2 separate regions of the Homo sapiens genome follow, and region 2 is linked to region 1. A link is a contact called in ENCODE Hi-C or POLR2A ChIA-PET data. All regions are on one chromosome and are shown on one strand. The core of a region is the stretch at or near the end of the contact, and the rest is flanking DNA. Distances in the headings are between cores, read along the strand shown. Region 1 overlaps SPECC1 (sperm antigen with calponin homology and coiled-coil domains 1). Region 2 overlaps SPECC1 (sperm antigen with calponin homology and coiled-coil domains 1).

Region 1 (4,330 bases), core at 1,700-4,199:
TTTTTTAAAATTTTACTTTAAGTTCTGGGATACATGTGCAGAACATGCAGGTTTGTTACATAGGTATAAATGTGCCATGGTGCTTTGCTGTGCCTATCAACCAGTCATCTAGATTTTAAGCCCCGCATGCATTAGGTATTTGTCCTAATGTTCTCCCTCCCCTTGCCCCCTACCCACCAACAGACCCGGGTGTGTGATGTTCCCCTCCCTGTGTCCATTTGTTCTCATTGTTCAACTCCCACTTATGAGTGAGAACATGCAGTGTCTGGTTTTCTGTTCCTGTGTTAGTTTGCTGAGAATGATGGCTTCCAGCTTCATCCATGTCCCTGCAAAGGACATGAACTCATTCTTTTTTATGGCTGCATAGTATTCCATGGTGTATATGTGACGCATTTTCTTTATCCAGTCTATCATTGATGGATGTTTAGGTTGGTTCCAAGTTTTTGCTATTGAAAATAGTGCTGCAATAAACATACATGTGCATGTGTCTTTTTAGTGGAATGATTTATATTCCGTTGGGTATATACCCAATAATGAGATTGCTGGGTCAAATGGTATTTCTGGTTCTAGATCCTTGAGGAATCACCACACTGTCTTCCACAATGGTTGAACTAATTTACACTCCCACCAACAGTGTAAAAGCATTCCTATTTCTCCACAGCCTCACCAGCATCTGTTGTTTCCTGACTTTTTAATGATCGCCATTCTAACTGGCGTGAGATGGTATCTCATTATGGTTTTGATTTGCATTTCTCTAGTGACCAGTGATGATGAGCTTTTTTTCATGTTTGTTGGCTGCATAAATGTCTTCTTTTGAGAAGTGTCTAAATACCTGACTTTCAACATTGGCCTGAACTGAAGGAGCAGTGAAAGAAAGCAGGGTGCAGAGGCTGGGGACGTGGACACTCAGGGAGGGTGCATACACTCCTGTAAATCCTCCTTGTGGTATCTGAGCACAGCCCAGAAAGAAGAGAACCTGCAGTGTCATTTGCGAGGCCCAGGTCTATTAATTGGGGTCCTCTTGGTTGCAAATGATGAAACATTGGCTTAAGCTTGCTTCAGCAGAAAAGGAATGTACTGAGCAGATCCTAAGGCTCCCATGTCACTATGAGCGGGACAAAGGTGCATTTTAACAAACCCTTCCTGTGACTCTGATGTCTGCTCAAGTTTGAGAAGCGGTGTCCAACCATAACATGTTATCCACCAGTAACGACCAGATTATGTTATGTCTGATGATTTTAGGGCTGTGAATTCTTTTCTACATCTTTGTGGAATTGAGAGGAATTTCTTAGTTACTTTAATCTGTGAGGCATTTGAACTTTTTCCTTTTATATACTTTCTTATACAGGTGGTTGGCAGCTTAAATATCAGTGAAGCTGTTAATGAAGATACTTACTAAATAGCAAAGCAGCACCGAAGTGCACACCTTCATAGGATCTTCTGGAGCAAGCCAGAAATCTCAAGTGGTGCTGTGGCCAGGAAACAAAGCAAAAAATGCAGTGGTGAATAGAGAAGGAGCAAGAATTAGTAACTGAGACTGGTAGCTTTCCTTTTGATGTTGCATCCAAAAAGCAGTGACAAAGTAAGAGTAGCTACCTTCAGCTGTTTGTTTTGAAGGACACGTGGGATCAGTTTTTTGTCTTTATGTCCTACCCCCAGGAAACCTTTTAAGCTACCAGTCTTTTTCAAATGGAATTCCTCGTGGAAGGTGCAGGGGAAATGAAGTGCTCCCCTTGAAAGCTTTGCTGCTACCCAAACTCCATGCCCTATGGGAGGGAGGTGGCACAGCACTGGCCTGCAGCACATCATACTTATCCTGTTGTCTGGGAAGGACAGGACCACATCTACCCACAGTGCAGCATAAAATCCCCTAGTCCAAGAGGAGACAGAGTCAGCTGAGTGTGGCTGGCTCACAAAATGGAACACAATAGCTGATGTGTGTTATCTCTAGCTGTGCCTGGTGCATCACAGGCAGGCACACTATGCATTTTTACTGAATATTGTTCTTGGATGGATTTACCGAAGAAGAGCCTGAGGTTCAGAGAGGTTGATGACTTGCTTGATGTTCTATTGTACTCTCTGGAATCCCCGTTGCATTGCGTTCATTTTTCCTAAAAACACTCCCCTCCTCCCTCCTCCTCCTTGCCTTAATTTGAATTTAGTTTTTACAGGATAACAATAGTAAAAACAATAATGATGATTTTCATTTGTTATCGTTATAGTTGGTGTCTGTTCAATGCATACTGTGTCAGACACTGTTATCCTAAGCACACTGCATGGCTAACTTGTTTAATCCTCAGAGCAACACTCTGAAGTGGGTACCATGATCATACTTACTTTTTAGGTGAAGAAACCAAAGCACAGAGAGGACGTGATTTGCCCAAGGTCACACAGCTAAGCACTGGCAGAGCCAGGATTCAGACCCAGGTGGTCTGTATTTTCAGCCCTTGGCCACTAAACTGTGCTGCCACGTGACATAGCTTTTTTCCCAACCCCTGTGACGTGGGATGGGGACCTCCTGGCTCCTGTTGGTCTTCAGCCTGGTGTTGCTGTGGAAGACACCCACCCCTCCAGAATGCCTCCCTGCCCTCTCTGCCTGAGAAAAACTGAATCATGGCCTCTTCTGTGAGGTCTTGGGACTCCCCCAGCCCCTCCTGGGCTTTCTCCACATTCGTTTCTCTGCAGCTTAGTGCTGTCCTCAGTGTGTTCTGTGTGGTTATATGGGAACCTCCTCTTTAGGTGGTTAACTCTGATCGGCAGGGCCTCCTGATTCACTTTGACATTCATGCCATATGCACAGCATACAGATCTTCTAAGTGGACGTAGGCTAAAGATGTACGTCCAGCCTCTAGTGGGTTTTTGGTAAAGCTTAGCTGAATTACAGTGTTCAGAATGGGAGGGACAGGAATGGAGAAGCCACAAGCCCGACAGAAGCAGCCCTGGCAAAGTGACAAGAAGGGAGGGAGGGGTTTGGAGCTGTTTCTCCTGCCGATCTTCCCTTCCCTCTCCCACATACATGTGGAGGGCTGCTGCAGTCTCCCTAGGAGCATGGCATCCCAGGAGGAGTGCCCCCCTCTCTCCCCAGGACGTCCGCATCCCCCGTCCACTTCCTCCTGGCACTGAAATCTGGACTTTATCTCACTGCAGGATTCACTGAAAGGCTGTTGGATGGCTGGAATCCCCTTCAGCCTTTACAGCTAACATACTAGGTGTTCCCATATTCTAAGGGCTCTTTTACTGTGGGTGAGCTGGCTGGAGGAGAAGGGGAGAGGAGAAGGGGGACGAGAAAGGGAGCCCCACCCTCTGCTCAGGACCCATTGTTCACATTCTTTTCCGTGTGAAATGTTGCTGCATCCAGGCCCTAGGCTATGAGTGGTGGCATTTCTATGTTTGTGGAATGAATATAAAGTCTGTTTTAGGATCAGTGGACAAAAATCAGCATGTTTGAAGTGGAGGTTACAATCAGTTGGTTAGTACGATATTTGACATTTACCCTGGGCCCTTAATGGTGCAGTTTTTCTGATGTAAGGAGGGTGAAAAAGCAGCCACTATGTGTACTAAACAGAAGGCGTGATGAGTACAGTCAGTGCAGGATCGTGAAGGCATCAGCACATTCCTTCTTCAGCTAATCAGCCCAGACAGTGTGGGGTATTTTTGTATTCTCTGCTGTTTGTGCTCTGAGTACATGTGCACAAAATGCAGTGACACTGATCAATAAACTCTTTAAGCCTAATAAGCATATGCAGTCTCATAGCAATGAGGACATAAACAGGGAGAAGGATCTTAGGTGATTCAAATTCTCTTTTGTTGGCCAGGCACGGTGGCTCATGCCTGTAATCCCGCCACTTTGGGAGGCCGAGGCAGGTGGATCACCTGAGGTCAGGAGTTTGAGACCAGCCTGGCCAACATGGTGAAATCCCGTCTCTACTAAAAATACAAAAATTAGCTGGGTGTGGGGGCACGTGCCTGTAATCCCAGCTTCTTGGGAGGCTGAGACAGGAGAATCGTTCAAATCTGGGAGGCGGAGGTTGCAGTGAGCCGAGATTGTGCCACTGCACTCCAGCTTGGGTGAAAGAGTGAGACTGTCTCAAAAAAAAAAAAAAAAAAAAAAAAAAGAAAAAAAAATTCTCTTTTGGAGGTGAGGAGACTGAGCTACCAGATCCAAACCTTTCCAGGGCTCCATGGCTCACAGGTTGCCCGATTCCTAATACAGCATGGTACTTCATGCCCTCCTTCCAAAGGAGGATTTAGATTTTGTTTGTAAATCTAAAGATGCTTCTGTTGCTGCCAGCCTGGAGAACCACCATGGAGAGCCACTAGGAAAACAGCT
Region 2 (3,922 bases), core at 1,346-3,845, 200 kb after region 1:
GCACACCTGTAATCCCAGCTACTTGGGAGGCTGAGGCAGGAGAATTGCTTGAACCTGGGAGGCAGATCGCACCACTGCACTTCAGCCTGGGCAACAGAGCAAGACTCCTCAAAAAAAAAAAGAAAAACAAACTGGCATTGGAAGGTAGAGGAGGCAGCAGTGCAGAGCCAGGGCTATGGAGCAGCAGCAGCTGGGGAACACCTTGGTGTTGTCCAGGCCGTGGAAGAAGGCTGGTTGGCTGGATGCAGTTAGTGGGGCCAGAGAGGCTGTGCTGATCCAGGGAAGTGGAGGGGGCAGACCCCCATAGCTGGGCTGATCTGGGGAGTCTGGGGCGGGAGAGGCGACAGAGCTTCCCCACAGCTCTGGTTTGGCCTCACCCACTAACCATGAGGGTGGTAGCAACGCAGACGGAAAGACATAGAAGGATTTGAAATATGTCTCAGACAGAATCAACTGGATTTAGTGACAGATTGGTTGTAGGGGAGGAGGAGAGGAAGGAGTCAAAGATGACGCCCTGGTGTCTAGTTTGAAAGGGCCATTTTCTGAGATGGGGAGGGCATAGATATGTTTAAAAGCTCTGTTTCGATTATCCCACATCAGGATTTAAATAAAGTACAAAGAAGGATCATAGCAATGACAAAAACTGAGCAAAGTAATTTAATTTTTAAGGTGTTAGAATTCTCCAAAAAAGCAGAACCAAAAGAGAGAGAGAGAGAGAGAGAGAGAGAGTGTGTGTGTGTGTGTGTGTGTGTATGTAGAGAGAGAGAGAGAGAGAGGTGGGGGCTGGGGAGAGAGATTTATTCTAAGGAACTAGCTCGAGATTATAGAAGCTAGCAAGTCCAGCATCTGCAGGGTAAGCCAGCAGGCTGGAGACTCAGGGAAGAGCTGATACTACAGTCCCAATGTGAAGGCCATTTGCTGGTGGAATTCCCTCTTCTTCAGTGAGGTTAGCCTTTTCTTTTAAGGCCTTCACCTGATTAGATGAGGCCCACCCACACTAACTGGGGTCATTTGCTTTGCCGAAAGTCTCCTGCTTTAAATGTTAAACTTGGGCCATGTGTGGGGGCTCATACTTGTAATCCCAGCACTTTGGGCGGCTGAGACAGGAGGATCACTTGAGCCCAGGAGTTTAAGACCAGCCTAGGCAACATAGGCAGACCTCCATTTCTACAAAAAAAATTTTTTTTCAATTAGCTGAGCTTGGTGGCGCACATCTGAGATCCCAGCTACTCAGGAGGCTGAGGTGGGAGAATCACTTGACTCTGGGAGTTTGAGGCTGTAGCAAGCCATGATTGTACCACTGCTCTCCAGCCTGGGTGACAGAGACCCTGTCTCAAAAAAAAAAAAAAAAAAAAAAAAGAAAAGAAAAAAAACCTTCACAGAAACATCTAGAATAATATTTGGCCAAGTATCTGGGTGCCATGCCTATCCAAGTTAACACATGCAATTAACCATCACAGAATGTATTAAAATATTTAAATTACTTTTCTGTGGGGTGCTTTGTTTGTGAAGCAGGCTGTACAGGATTATTAAACATTCTGGGGGAAAGATTGTATTTAAATCATGTGAAGTCTGAGGGGCTGTGAAATATGCAGGTGGTGATGGCAGGCAGGCGATTGCACAGCAAATCCGGAGCTGGATGGGAGAGCAGAGCTTGAAACACAGATCTGGGGGTCGTCCATGAAGAGATCCATGCTGTCTAATGCAGGTTCCTGGGATGATGGGAATGTTGTGTATCTGCACTGCCCACAGGGCAACCACCAACCACACCTGCTTTTGAGCACTTGAAATGTGGCAGATGTGACTGAAGACTGAATTTTTAATTTCAATTTTCATGTTAAATAACCACATCATGTGTGGCTGCCATGTTGGACAGCATGGGCACAAATGGAATTTAAAGCCATTAAGAGTGGAGGAGAGCACCCAGTCCCTTGGTCTTAGGGAAGCATACAGAGGGAGGACCGAGGAACACACCTGGGAACCCCAGTGTTTGTTGTGGAGGTAGAGGAGGAGGACACAGCAAAGGGGACCAGGAAGGAGCAGCCAGAGAGGTGGCCTGAGCTGGGGCCACAGGCTTCAGCGGCCTCACGGGTCACAGGTGTCATCTATGCATTTATTCCCTCCCTGCCCTCTTGATGTCTTAGTGTCTGCTTTTCTGATACGATGTTGGAGAGATAACTGAGGAAATAGTGGGCATAAAAGCACTGAAAATAGTCAGAAGGCCTTTCTAACACTGTGCTGGGTGAAGCCCACACATGCACACACCTACGTCCTCCTGACAGTGTGTGTGCGTCACTCCCTGCAGTCATCCAGACAGACTGGCTGCTTTGTCCTTGAATCAGCATGGCTGTATTGGAAAATTATGGACCTAAAAGTGTTTGTTCTCAGGCTCCAAATTGTGAGCCTTGCCTCCTGGGCCAGAGCCCCTGTGTCTGGCCCTAGTCTCTGCGATTCTGAGCGCAGAGGCTCCGCCAGCTGCCCAGGCCTCCCGCAGCCGTGGCAGCATGCAGTGGGGGCAGGCTGAGGCCATGGTATAGGCCCCTGCTCCCTACATGCAGGGTTGAATTTCTTCCCCAGACCAATCACCCGACCACCAGGGAGTGTGTAAGGCAGCGTGTGGAAGACTGTGGGTCTGTGATGAGAGTCTGAGTCAGCCCTGGATGTCTGGAATTTTTCATTTTAGGATCTGTTTGGCCTCACAGTAATCTTGAATTGGGTTGTGTCCCAGAGCCTAGGATTTTATTTGCTAATTACAGCCCGTTTGCCACTCTCTGAAGGAACAACCAGCCTCCTGTTTCCTAAATGCCCCATCCTGGCCACACTCTGGAGGAGCCACAGTGGCTGCAGTGACATTTCGCCACTTCTTGGTGTGTGGCTTGCCCTGGGGGATGCTGGCGTTCTTTTTGGTGAGAGAGGCCATATCTATCACAGTTACGGGTGTGGGTTTTCAAAGTAACGTATCCCAACAGGCAGACTCGTACCATATAAAACTGAGCACACGGGGGGAATCTTACTAGAGCAGAGAGGGGAAAGAGCAGGAAAGATTTCCTAAAAGTGTGTTAGAAGCTGGGATTCACAGGGAGCAAGTGGATGTGAATACAGCACATACCTTGGGTCATCAGGATGAGAGGCACATGTGTCCAGCCCCAGCCTGGAGCCGTGTTCCCCTATGTGCTCAGTGCCAGGGCATTTTTTTTTTTTTTTAATTTACACTTACATCAGAAAGGGCACCAAGAGAAGCCTTTAATGTTTGTAAAACTATTAAAATCAAAATCTAAAAAGTATGTGATAGAGTTGTTGATAGCCCAGAATGTATAGAAATTATGAGGTGTCCCCACCTGGATGGAAGCAATTAAACTATGTCTGACATTGGTATTAAGTAGAGAATTTCTGATAAAAACTAACAAGCATGTCTTCTATGATAGTAAAGAGATATATGATCACAGGGTGCGATTTACAGTCCATGAAAGATTTTGTCATTTTGTTGTTGTTGTTGCTGTTTTGAGACAGAGTCTCACTCTGTCACCCAGGCTGGAGCGCAGTGGTACCATCTCAGCTCACTGCAACCTCCGCCTCCCAAGTCCAAGCGATTCTCCTGCCTCAACCTCTCGAGTAGCTGTGACTACAGGCACACGGCACTACACCTGGCTAGTTTTTATATTTTTAGTAGAGATGGGGTTTCATCATGTTGGTCAGGCTGGTCTCAAACTCCTGACTTTAGGTGATCCACCCGCTTGGGCCTCCCAATAGTTCTGGGATTACAGTGGTGAATCACTGTGCCCAGCCATTTTTGTTTTTATTGTTTTCAGTAAAAAGATAGGGCATTCACTTGTCCGCCTTTGCAACTCTCTGCTTAGTCCAGACGGACTCAGGTAGTGGACTGGACCTTGCTTATGTCAGTATCTGAAATGAATGAAGTGTG

The links. A loop is a pair of places that touch in the nucleus more often than their neighbours do. ChIA-PET counts read pairs that join two places held with the same protein, here RNA polymerase II (POLR2A). Pooled maps may share reads with other maps.
Region 2: POLR2A ChIA-PET joins it to region 1 with 11 read pairs in activated B cell. The contact joins two enhancer-like sites. A Hi-C loop is called at or near these places in 3 of 168 maps with a recorded cell type or tissue (GM13976, GM18951 and mammary epithelial cell), 1 of 37 single-sample maps with no recorded cell type and 1 of 50 pooled maps. POLR2A ChIA-PET finds 5 or more read pairs at or near these places in 5 of 52 experiments (GM10248, WTC11, activated B cell and 2 more).

Annotation. Positions count from the first base shown.
Region 1 is chr17:20,100,652-20,104,981 of GRCh38, forward strand. The region is part of intron 2 of SPECC1 (sperm antigen with calponin homology and coiled-coil domains 1); the gene reads left to right. Among named protein-coding and RNA genes, the nearest start is that of SPECC1, 93 kb to the left of the region's middle. Within about 2 kb of position 2,950, at least 5 of the 41 ENCODE cell types and tissues checked have a DNase peak (open chromatin) inside an H3K27ac peak, as active enhancers do.
Region 2 is chr17:20,298,221-20,302,142 of GRCh38, forward strand. All of the region lies in intron 13 of SPECC1 (sperm antigen with calponin homology and coiled-coil domains 1), which reads left to right. Among named protein-coding and RNA genes, the nearest start is that of FAM106B, 120 kb to the right of the region's middle. Within about 2 kb of position 2,596, at least 6 of the 41 ENCODE cell types and tissues checked have a DNase peak (open chromatin) inside an H3K27ac peak, as active enhancers do.